2 separate regions of the Homo sapiens genome follow, and region 2 is linked to region 1. The links are chromatin loops, found by intact Hi-C in ENCODE. Cell type or tissue: heart right ventricle. All regions are shown on one strand. Each heading gives the region's core, and the rest is flanking DNA. Links, peaks and the distances in the headings are about the cores only.

What was found. A loop is a pair of places that touch in the nucleus more often than their neighbours do. Peaks named below come from ENCODE experiments on the same cell type or tissue, not always from the same donor. Only the 100,000 strongest peaks of a DNase experiment are listed, where the experiment ranks them.
Region 2: it touches region 1 in a loop (5-fold over the local background); 55 of 110 quality-filtered maps call a loop at or near these places.

What each region holds. Positions count from the first base shown.
Region 1 is chr17:55,292,440-55,300,290 of GRCh38, reverse strand. The region is part of intron 2 of HLF (HLF transcription factor, PAR bZIP family member); the gene reads right to left. Among named protein-coding and RNA genes, the nearest start is that of HLF, 31 kb to the right of the region's middle. RefSeq lists silencers at 4,009-4,303, 4,029-4,323. In heart right ventricle, for the core only: a CTCF peak has its summit at 4,164 (motif pointing right); DNase peaks (open chromatin) are centred at 4,140 and 4,569; H3K27ac peaks cover 1,838 bases.
Region 2 is chr17:54,990,271-54,995,495 of GRCh38, reverse strand. It overlaps STXBP4 (syntaxin binding protein 4), which reads right to left. Exons shown (of 18, transcript NM_178509.6): 4 at 4,539-4,671. Among named protein-coding and RNA genes, the nearest start is that of STXBP4, 24 kb to the right of the region's middle. In heart right ventricle, for the core only: CTCF peaks have their summits at 2,068 and 2,267 (motif pointing left); no DNase peak of the experiment used is centred there.

The sequences.
Region 1 (7,851 bases), core at 2,065-6,064:
GCCAGAAAGGTAGGAGGTAAACCAGTTCTTGAACAGGCTAGTGAAACGGGACTGACCAAAGAGATGTTTCCCTGGTTACACTGTTGATCCCTCAAGAGCGGTCACTGTGCCTCCTAATCAAGTGGCTGCATTACTATATCTGTTAAACAAATGAGGAAGGCCAAGCACTCACACCTGTAGTTCCAGCACTTTGGGAGGCTGAGGAGGGAGGATAACCTGAGGCTTGGACTTCAAGACCAGTCTGGGCAATGTAGCAAGATCTTATCTCTAAAACATATTTTTCAAAAATTAGCTGGGCCTGGTGGTGGCATGTGTCCGTAGTCCTAGCTACTTGGGAGACTGAGGTGGGAGGATCGCTTGAGCCCAGGAGTTCAAGGCTGCAGTCAGCTAGATGGTGGCACTGCACTCCAGCCTAGGCAACAGGACAAGACCCTGTCTCTTAACAAAGAAGAAGGAAAAAAAGCAAATGAGGAACAATATGACTGGGAGTTCAAAACCAGCCTGGGCAACGTAGCAAGAACTCATCTCTAAAAAATATTTTTCAAAAAATTAGCGAGGCATGGTGGCACGTGCTTGTAGTCCTAGCTACTTGGGAGGCTAAGGTGGGAAGATCGCTTGAGACCAGGAGTTGAAGGCTGCAGTGCGCTAGACGTGTGGCAGGCATGCTGAGGTGATGACATGCTTCTTGGATGTTAGGTGCCTGCTTTGTGTTCTCCTTGGGAACATTTTGTTAGAAGTGTTCATAAGAGCATCTTGGTATGTTGAGAACCAAGGCTAACATAGGTGCTTCCTTTTGCTGTCTATTGCATCTAGTGTCTGAAGTTCCTGCATCATCTTTCATTATTTTTAAATTTCATGTCTGGAGAGTGTATGTTTTGTGGGGCATAGGTTACGGAAGTAGGCAGGATAGGTGAAAATGCCCGTAGAGATAGCCTCAACAGCCTACGATCGGCACCACAGGCTGTCTCCCTATTAGTTAATGATCATTCTGAAAGGTTACTAAGTAAGTGTTGCTAAGCAATAAGTGTTGCCTGGAAGTGTATGCTAAAGAATATGGATTACTGGGGACAAATCAAGTTAATTCCACAGAGTCATCTGGTACCTAAACAAAATGGACTTTATGCCTCTGGCATCTCATTTGGGGTACGGTGAGCAATCTCCTAATACTGCCAGCCTTTGCAGTTCTTGCTGGGCACTTCAGTGTCTGCTTCATGTAAGTATTCACTGCACAAGTCCTGTTATTGACCAACTGATATATACCTTTGTGATGAGGTATCATGGGAAGAACTAGATTATAAGGAAGTGACAGTTTGGTCTTCAGTCATGCAGGCAGAGGGAAAGGAAAGACCACAGAGCAGCCTATATAGTTTATAGCTATCTATAATCTGAATTAACATTCATTGAGCATGCATCTGATTTTTACATTCAGATGCAAGCCAAGACTTGGGAAAAGGCATACACTCAAGTTTTCTCATATAAATTCAAGTCCTACATAGGAGAAAAATGGCCAAACAGCCACTGATTTACACACGTAATAAAAATGGGGTTTATTAAACCTACTTCTTTCCACCTCCATGTTGGTAGGGAGAAGTAGGTAAATTTTCACACATATTTATAGGCCTGCAGTAATTCAGCCTTGCTTTACAGTCATACAGATCCCTAACATACACTAGAATAACATTCTAGACCAGACAATTTCTTAGAAATATGTTGTTTCAGAAAAACTGAAATTTTCCAGCTTGCACTAAGATTAGCCAAGCTAAACCCATCTGTCTCCTGCTTAATGTAGTCTATGGAGAAACCTTCATGGGACAAAAATCTGCCTTTATATTTCACAGGCATAAGGTAAGGTTTGTGTGCCTCGTGGGTAAACAGACCATATATATGAAGTCATCATCAAAAGATCAGATTCTGAGTTCCATGCGTCTTCTTTCAGCTTCTCAAGCCCATGCCCACCAGGACCTATATAAGAAGGAAATGCCACCGTGGTCTGCAACCTTTGGGTAGACCAAGAATATTCCAACATCTCTGAAGTCCTTTGTCATTTGAGTACATTGACAAAATCCTGTCCCAATCAGTGTGTAGTTCCCCACATAAATCCCCTGAACAGGGGATCTAATCTGACCTAATCATGGGAGTCAGTTGGTTGATAAGGAGACCAACTGTGAAGATATGCCAGGCAAATGCTGGGTGGGAGTAGACAGGACTCAGTTTCTTCAAACAGGAAAAGAAAGAAATGCTGGCTGGGCGCGGTGGCTCATACCTGTAATCCCAGCACTCTGGGAGGCCGAGGCAGGCACATAACCTGAGGTCAGGAGTTCGAGACCAGCCCAACCAACATGGCGAAACTCCGTCTCTACTAAAAATACAAAGATTAGCTGGGCATGGTGGTGGGCACCTGTAATCTTAACTACTTGGGAGGTTGAGACAGGAGAACTGCTTGAACCCGGGAGGCAGAGGTTGCAGTGAGCTGAGGTCGCGCCATTGCACTCCAGCTTGGTTGGGTGACAGAGCGAGACTCCATCTCAAAAAAAAAAAAAAAAAAAAAAAAAGAAATGCTGTTAGATGAAGACACGTGGTCCTCAGGTTGGTGGGAGTGTAAGGGGTGAGGGTAGGTGACTCTCACCCCTTACAGCTGCTCAGGGGACAGAGGAACACAGCAGAGGGTGACAAGTCATGGCCTCAAAGGAAAGGATGAAAGAAATGAGGGCTGGGAAATTTTTTTCAGGCAGGCAGTAAAGAAGAGCAATAACCACCCTAATTTCCTAAGATGGATAATTCTTAGAACAGGTTTTCTGAAGAAGAGATGTCCATTTTCTTTCAATCTATTGAGGCTACCTAAGCAAGGGAAAAGAGACACTTCCAGTTCCCAAAGCTATGTGCCAACCTGGGAACATTTCAAACTGAAATAAGAGAAAGACTTTCAATAACTACAAACTCTACCTACTGCTAATGAAATCTGAGGCCACACCAAAAGGAATTAGATAATTCTTCCTTGAAAGCCTATAAGAAGAAAAAATGGTTTATGAACAAATAACTACAGAATAACAAGAAAAGTATCAAACAGAACCTAGATGGTACCTTGTTGCTTTAATCATACATTATCTTAATAAAGATGGATTAATGTTTACATTTGTCTAAATAAAGACCTCCAGTTTAACAGAAATTTCAGAAGAAATGGGTCATTCAATTTCTCCCAATTAACCACATTAAAGGAGATCTTGCAATTTGGATCTGAAAGGACATGACCCAGGCATCATCAGTGGGAGCTGCGTCTCCTAATTTTACACCCTCTATCTAAGGCCATAGATAAGAACATATGTAAGTTCTCAACCCTGGTTACAGATCAGCCTCACCTGTGGAGCTCTGTAAAAGTACAGATACTTAGCTCCCCTCCAACCTCACCCAGAAGATCTGAAAATGGGGCCTGGGCTCTGTAAAAAAAAAAAAAAATTTTTTTGAATGGAAGAGGAAACAGCTTTCTCACACACTTTTAGTGGGAGTGTGAACTAGTTCAATTCTTTTGGAGCCTACACACTTTGATCCAGCAATTCCACATCTAGGAATGAAAACTTTAGATATACCACACAAGTGTACAAAGAATGGAATCCAACGATGAAAACAATCTAAATCCCTAGAGGCATTGTTAAGTAAATTATAGCATATCCAGATCATAGGTTCTATGCAGCCGGCAGATCTATATGTATTAATATGGAAAAATCTCCAAAAAATATTGAATGAAAAAGGCAAGATGCATAACACTATGTATTGTATGCATATACATATATTTCCATATTTCCATACACACAATATATACACACCCACCCCCATATATATGTATATAAATGCTTATAAACACAAAGGGAACGTCTGGAAGAGTACGCAGAAACTGTGGACAGTTAAATCTGGAAATGGAATATGGGAACTCAAGTTACTCTTTATACAGTCCTATTTTACAACAATCGTATATTAATTTTGTAATAAAATGTTTAAATTTCTTTTAAAAAAATCACTGGTAATTCTCATGTGAGGCCAAGATTGAGAACGACTGGTCCAGAGGAAACAGCCCCTGTGGATGTAAGGAGCTTGCAAACCCTACCTTGTAAGGAAACCAACCACCCACACCTCAGGAATATTCACACCATGTCATACCCATGACTCCCCAGAAGGTGGTGCTCCGGAGGCAATCACTCAGGCCTCCAACCAAAACCTGTCCAACCAATTTTGCATTAACCTGTCTTTTTGCTACTCTAAGGACTATTTATGCCCCAAAGCATTCTACACTACTGCTTCTATCAAGGGCATTTTAGACACACAGATGCCATATGCATTTTTTCCCCATAAAAATCTACCAGTTAGTCAATACATTCTAATATAACCCTGGGAAATGTTGACCTGAAAGGAGTTAACACTGCTTGCTCTGGCCTCCCCCTCCTCCTCCACGCTATTTCCCTGTTGTCTTTTCTCTGATTTACTCATCTTCTTATCTTATTCCAGGGTCAGTTCTACAAAGGCAGGCAGCCATCAGCCATGTGAGGCATTTGTCCTTTTGAATTTGTTCATACCTTTGGCATAGAACAGGTGGTACGGGACATAGGGCAGCCCAGGGCAAGTACCACGAGTTTGCCTGCCCTCCCACTAACACTAATGTTCTGGAAGTGGGTGTGTTGCCACAGCAACTGTCAAATCCCATCCATTACACCGCCTCTAACCTTCCAACATCTTCTTTAAACACCACGTTTGAGACGTGTGGTTCTGTTGCCCTGGCAGTGCAGAGCCGCAGGTCCCTTGCCAGGCGGCAAAGTTCTCCTTATCTGGGCAGGAGGGAGTTAGCCCCTCTGAATATTAGCCATCATAAATAAACGTTTTAAATTTTCTGTTTTTTTCCCCTCTCATTATATTTCAGACCAATGTCCCATAACATTCTGACCTGATCATTTCCTGTGAATTACTGGTGCATATTTAATGAAAATTCATTCTTAGTATCAGCCAAGAAAAACTCAACAAGTCACTTATATTGTATCCTTTCTTTCCATGAATATAATTTTTGCTCATTCTTCAAGACACAACTCAAGGATCATCTCCCATCTTCCCTCCTCACTCTATTCAGAGCTGGCCATTCTTGCTTTCCTGATTCTACCTCATATACAACCTGATGCTATCTACCACACTCCATTCACAATTAATTATATCTCTTCGCCATTCATAAGCTTCTCAAGTTTAAAGGATGACATCTTCCTTATCTCTGAATTACCAGCACCTTGCTAGGCCCTCAGTAAATGATTAAAAATACCCATACTAATGATGAATAAATGCACTCCAAAACAAACATCCATGAGCTTGTGGTTCTCTATAAATTTTTATTATGTTATTAAATCACCGATATAACAGATGACAGCTGTGTATCCGACTTGACAGCAAGACCTAAAAAACCTACATACAAATGCTTTTTAAAAGGGAGGATATAGAAAGGTCCATTTCCTGAGACTTTAGAGCCATCCTCTTTCTTGTTCTTGTTTTTCAGATCCAGGAAGTGCATGGAAAGGGAGCCTTCTCCATATGGAGAGAAGCAGTGAAGTCCTGAAGAAGGAAGCCGTAACATTCCTTGAGTACTCACAAGGCGGCCTGACATCTGGTCCACACTTGGGGAAAAGAGGCCACATCCCCACATGGAGATCTATTTTTGCATTCTGAGCTGCGGATGCTTTGCTCGTACAACTTGCCTTACACACAGAAAGGGGAAGGAAACTAATATTTACCAAGTGCTAGCTACATGCCCTGTGCTGCTTTCACGTGCGTATCTCTCCCACTACGCTGTGTATCTGCAGACAGCTCACCAGGTATGTCTCTGAAAAGCACATGGAGGTGAACACTGAATGCCTCCAACTTCCTCCACTCACCTGGCTGAGGGCCACACGCACAGCTGATGCCCAACACATCCATATATTCATGTATGCTTCTTTACAAGGACTTCTCACCATGGTCGAAGGAGAAAATCTATTCGTGAAAGACACATTCTCTTGACCATATGCGTCTCCCTGTTGCACTGGGGCAGATCAGCATAGTGTGGGCACAAGGAGAATGAAGCTTTGACTGATATGGACTGTGCCGTGGGTTTAGCACCAGCACCCTCAGGGACACAGCCACACTGTTTCCAATCCTCCTCTACTAGGCTGTCTCTAAATCTTCCTGGACTGATGTGTTTATCACTTCATGGTGCTTCTCTTTTAAGACCGTTATCAGAAGGAACTGTGGCTTAGAAAGTCATCCCTCATGACTTAAAAGTAAAACCTGTGTTAAAAACTACCCTCTCTGTGTCCTTTAAAATTAAATTCCCTAGGAATTGGCTGAGGAGACCTTAGGGCCTCCCCAGAGGTGCATATGTTGCTCCTTTCCTCCTCACTCCCTCCACATCTAGGTCCCTGGTACATATCTGTCACCGTGTTGTACCATCCACACAGGTGTTCTGATGATTTTAGACATTCTACTACCTTCCACAAGGCAAAGCCTTCTACTGAGAAGCAGCCCATTGAGTTGGGGCTCCATGAATGGGCTTTGGTGCCAGACTGTGGCTTCATGTTCCAGCCCTGCCACCTATTAATCGCCCCCAGCACCATTTTGCTCACTTTCTCTGGGCCTCAGTTTTCTCATCTGTAAAACGACAATAATAATAGTATACCTACCAAGTACTAACAGTCGTTCCCAGAGATTGAGTTTTAATGATATAACACATATAAACCTCAGTCCAGTGCCCAGACTATAAGAAGCACTAAAGAAGGGTTAGCTATTATGACAACATTCCTTTTCTACCCATCCGTTTGATAGGAGCTCTGTAGTCAGAGAAAACTTGGTGCTTAGCTGACTGCCCGGTTCTCAGGACTTCACCAGCCAGCAGATAAAGGGGGAAGCTCTGCCTTCTCTCCTCAGAGCACAGTGGCGATCGGCCGTTGCCCAGTCCAGCTGCCACATGTAATGGTCGTTCCACCGGCATCCCCTATAACTCCTCAGGCACATATAGCACCTCAAATCTTAATTAAAAAAATGTATATATTAATATAGTACATGGGATATTTTGATACATGCATATAATGTGTAATGATCAAATCAGAGTAACTGGGATCATTGATCATTTCTTTGTGAAGGGACCATTTCAAATCTTCTATGTATTCTGAAATATACAATAAATCCTTGTTAACTATAGTCACCCTACTGTAGCTATTGAACACTTGAACTTATTTCGTCTGTGTTTTTGTACCTCTTAACTAACCTCTCTAAATCCCACATCCCAGCCCCCGCTAACCTTCCCAGCCTCTGGTAACCATCATTCTACTGTCTACCTCCATGAGATCAACCTTTTTAGCTCCCAATTTGAATAAGAACATACAATATTTGTCTTCCTGTGAATGGCTTATTTCACTTAACATAAATGACCTCCAATTCCATCTATGTTGCTGCAAGTGATAGAATTTCATTCTTTTTTATGGTGGAATAGTATTCCATTGTGTATGTATGCCATATTTTCTTTGTCCATTCACCCACTGATGGACACTTAGGTTGATTCCATTCCTTGGCTACTGTGAATAGTGCTGCAATAAACATGGAATGCCGGTATCTCTTTGAAAGACTGATTTCTATTCCTTTGGATATAAAGGCATACCTCACAGATATTGCAGGACCGGTTCTAGACCACTGCAATAAAGCTAAGAATCCAATAAAGCAAGTCACATCATTTTTTTTTTGGTTTCCCAGTGCATATAAAATTTATGTTTATGCTATACTGTAATCTATTAAGTGTGTAATACCATTATGACTAAAAACAATGTACATGCCTTAAGAATACTATATTGCTAA
Region 2 (5,225 bases), core at 3-4,002, 300 kb after region 1:
TATATATGTGTGTGTGCATGCATAGCTTATATGTATATGTTTTAATGTATATCTTAGAACCAACTGAAGAAAATATGAAATATACTATCAGATTTGAAGAGAGGATTTTGATTTCTGTCTGCTTTCCCTATGTTACCAGCAACAAAAGAAAGAAATAAAAATGAACATTTGAGAACTTTAAAGTGTTGTCGGAAATCTGACACAAAGGCCCAAGGAGGAAGTACCTTGGTGTGGAGCCCAAATGGTGCCAGTGGAAGGGTAAATAAGCAGATCAGTAATCCTCAGAAATGTGAGAAAATGACTACGGGACCGTTCATTCATAAATTTAAATTGAGCAAGTATGTATGTGTCAGGCACCACAGTGGGGACTAACAATATTACTGTGAATAAAATCAGATAGCATCCTTGCCCTTAAGAAACATACTGTCTTGTGGTTCAGGCAGAGATGATTAAACAATCATAAATATAAATATATCATTGCAAACTGAGGTAGGTGACACAAAGGAAAGGAATGGGATTTAGGAGCATATGTAGAAAAAAATAAAACCTAGCCTAGACTGGGGGAAAGCAGGCAACACAACCCTTAGGCAGCAGTCTTTGAATTGATAACTGGAAATAATGGGGGAAAGGAAATGGAGTGCTGTTTCCTAAGGGAACAGCATATGAGATGGAAAAGAAAAAAAAAAAAGAGAAATTCGCCCCTTCCAGGAACTGAGAAAATGCTACTCTGGAAGCATAGTGATGGAGAGGCAGAGAAGGACAGGGCAGAAGCCACACTATATGGAACCTTGCAGGCAACCAAATATTAGTAAGATATGTAGGTTGGGAGGGAAATAGGTATGGTGCATAAGAACAAACGATGCTACTGAAAGGGCTGATTCAAAACTGATGACAGTTTAAGCTCCAGTGATAAGAATAAAGATCAAGAAGACTGATGGGTTCAAGAGATATTTCGAGAGTAAAAAAGTCAATGGTATGTGTTAATGAATTGAACAGTGTTATGGGAGTTGAAATAGGAAGCTGTTAAATTTTCTGACTTTGTGTAGCTAGAAGCTGTCATTCACCAAGACTAGGTAAACTGGAAGAGACTCTGTTTGGGAAGAGTTGAGCAGAATATGGTGTGATGTAAATGTCATGAGTTCTGCTTCAGAAATGCTGAGTTTGAGATACCTTTAAGAGGTCCAAGTAAAAATGTTGATCAGGGAACTGAATATGGGTATGAAGCTTAAAGGAGTGTCTTGGCCAGAAAAAGGGTCTAGGATTGACCCCAGATAGATATGGGACTAGCTGACACAGTGAAAGGGCCTTGGAGCTCTCTTATTTCCTTAACTTTAGCAATTAATACAGTAGTTCTCAATTTATAGGGTGCCTCTAGCTCTTAGAGCTGAGGGAATCTTGGTTCTGCTTGAACTGAAAAGATGTATTCATAATATCCCATATTTGAACTCTGGATATGTTTTTCAAAGAAACATACTATTTTGCTTCTACTAAACCAGTATTTTATTCTCATATTTTCCAGGAGGAAAACTTTTGGGGTGGGTGGTGGCAAACCATGAATAATTAAAGAAAATTTCTTCTGCGTTCCAATAACTCCCTTACAGTTTGGAAGATTTGAAAATATAAATGAAATATAATCTAGCTATAAGCTTGAGATAGCCTATACTGTTAATTATGAAACATTATAATGTTAAAACAAAATTACAGAAAGTTAAAGCATTCATATGCATTTAAAAAATATTAACAGTTACTCAGTTCAGCAACTTCATTAAGATAACCTTATGAGTTTGTGTTTCCTATTCCACAGATTCTACTATGTAGAAATTTTGTGCAGACTAGAAATTTATTAACATGTTAAAACAGTATTTAGAATATAGTAAATGTATTAATACATTGTTGTAAAATAAAGTTATATCAATTTTGTATTTGAAGAATATGCATATGCATAGAGCTCTCCATCTTGAGAAAATATTTAAAAATAATGTAAGCACTAGAAAATTACTTCTATAAATTTTTTTATTTTTTAGAAATGCTCTGTTGCCCAGGCTGGAGTGTAGTGATGCAATCATAGCTCACTGCAACCTGGAACTCCTGGGCCCAAGGGATCCTCCTGCCTGGGCCTCCAAAAGTGCTGGAATTAGAGGCATGAGCCATCACCCCTGGTCCTCTTCTCCTACACCTTTTTCTATCTTGCCTGTTTTCCTTGGTCAGATATGACCAGGTAGGAAGAACATTAATAGCTCTGTGCTGCCCTCTAGTGCTAAGTAGAGAATATAGTCAATGAGAAAATTTTGCCTTTTAATACTTCAGTAAAATTCTAACAAGAAAAAGTAGATATCATAAGAATAATTTCTTAATCTGCTATCACTGACAGAAGATAAAGAGTCATTCAGCACCACCGCTATCAACTTATTACTCTAACTCCAAATAGTTTTCATCGTAACAAACAAGCACAAATTGATGCTTGTCTTAAAAGCAAATTCTTAGGTCAGGCGTGGTGGCTCATGCCTGTACCCCCAGCACTTTGGGAGGCTGAGGCGGATGGATCGCCTGAGGTTGGGAGTTCGAGACTAGCCTGGCCAACATGGTGAAACTCTGTCTCTACTAAAAATACAAAAATTAGTTAGGTGTGTTGGCACGCACCTGTAATCCCAGCTACTAGGGAAGCTGAGAGGTGGGAGAATCGCTTGAACCTGGGAGGTGGAGGTTGCAGTGAGCCGAGATTGTGCCACTGCACTCCAGCCTGGGCAACAGAGTGAGACTCTGTCTCAAAAAAAAAAAAAAAAAAAAAAAGGAAGCAAATTCTTATCACTTGTTGGGTACCCTGATCTACTATTGCATTATATCAAGTGTAGTTTAAGAAATGCCTTACTATATTGAACACACACACACAGACACACACTCACACACACCTCTCAGCTTTAACACTAAAGTAACACCTCAATTCTTGGAAGAAAAAATTCATTTTTTTGTTTTTTTGAATTTGTTTAAATTTAGCTTTTAAATATTTATTTAATAATTTAAATTTAATAGCCAAAAATTTATGCCATTAAACTTATTAAATAATACTTTTTTTTTTTTTTTGAGACAGGGTCTTGTTCTGTCATCCAGGCTGGAGTGCAGTGGCACGATCATGCCTCACTGCTCTTGATCTTCGGGGCTCAAGCAATACTCCCACCTCAGCCTCCAAGTACCTGGGACTACTGGCATGCAACACCATGCCGGGCTGATTTTTTTTTTAATTTTTAATAGAATTCAAGTCTCTCTACGTTGCCCAGGCTGGTCTCAAACTCCTGAGCTCAAGCAATCTTCCTGCTTCTGCCTCCCCAAAGCTAGGATTACAGGCATTAGCCACCATGCCTGGCCTCTATAACACTTAGAACTCGGAAAGTATATTTAAAAGATGCCTTATTATCTGAACAAGCATAAAACAATTGAAAGTACTACAACTATTTTGGAAGTTATTGGTAAAACGGAATTTTTCCCTAACAAGACAAAAAAATCCAGCTGAAAAGATAAACTGCTTAGTAAACAAGTGTTTGCAGTGGTGGGGGAGGGATATGGGCGGTGGGTAAAAGTAGTAGGACTGTTTATTTAACCAAACAACAAGAACAAAATAAGAAGATCCTTTCTCATGCTATATAGCTTGATATTAATAGAATATTTTATTAATTCTTAATTATTAATATAATTTTATTAAATTATTTACATTTGATATCTCTCCAAAATCAAATGGAGTCAATCAAATGGAGAATATTTTATTAATTTTATTAATTCTTAATTATTAATATAATTTTATTAAATTCTTTATATCTGATATCTCTCCAAAATCAAATGGAGGCAATTTTCAAAAAATGACACATAATCACTTTAGTAAAACAGAAACAGCAAATGAAATCCAAGAAGAATGAGAATTTAAATATAGTAACTAGTTTGTTAAACTGCTGGGGTTGTCCTTCAAATTTGGGTCTGAGCTTCCTACCAACCAAAGTGAAAGGGAGCTCATTATATATTTCTTACACTGAAGAGGAGAGTAAGACTTTCTAATTCCTAAAAAAAGACATTTTCTGGTTTTAATGAGTGATAAAACTCATTAGCTCAAGCTACAAGAACTGCGAATTCAGAAATTAGATTTTGTTTGCTGTTTCTGTTTTGTTTTGCATTTAGTAGAGGCTAAATGAATGTAATTAAAGTTCTACTGATCCAACTTAATAAAAACTCAAAGTAGTAGAAAGATAACAAGTCATCAAATATAATTTCTCTCAATCAGATACAGGATAAAAGTTGAACAGCATGTAATTTAAAAATAATAACCTTATCTTACAGTCAGAAATATCTATTATTTTCATAGAAGAAGAACCTATTTATTTCTTAGTTTAAAGCTCCTTGAGGGCAATAGTCTTATCTTCTAATTCCTTTGTATTTTTCACTGAGGTATGGTCACAGTGGATATAAATTCACTAATAAAGAAGAAAAAATAAACTTTACCACTGGTGGGTCTTTTTGTTTGTATTTTTGGTGGGCATGGGACATATTTTTACCTTATAACAGTCTCCTCCAGGAATAATTTCCTGAATATATACCAATGGGCCTTCATTCCGGTTAATTCCTCCTAGTACCTTCAGGCCAAGGCCTGTTTCCTTGGCAATTGTAATCATCTGAAAGGCAGGATCCCTAAGATAAAGTAAATTAGCACACACAGGTTAGTCTAGAGATCTGCACCTATTTTTTTCTTTAAACTACTTATTAAATCAAAATCTGAGATCTAGAGCAGCAACCCCTCACCTTTTTTGGTACCAGGGACTTGTTTCATGGAAGACAATTTTTCCAAGGTGGGGGGAGAGGGAATGGGGTTGCAGAGGGGTGATGGTTTCGGGATGATTCAAATGCACTACATTTCTTGTGCACTTTATTATTACATTGTAATATATAATAAAATAATTATACAATTCACAATAATGTAGAATCAGGGGGAGCCCTGAGCTTGTTTTCCTGCAACTAGACAGTCCCATCTGGGGGTGAGGGGAGACAGTGACAGATCACCAGCCACTAGATTCTCAAAAGGAGCACGCAAGCTAGATCCCTCACATGCACAGTTCACAATAGGGTTCATGCTCCTATGAGCATTGAATGCCGCCATTGATCTGACAGGAGGCAGAGCTCAGGCAGTAATGCTTACTTGCCCTAGACTCACCTCCTGCTGTGTCGCCTGATTCCTAACAGACTAC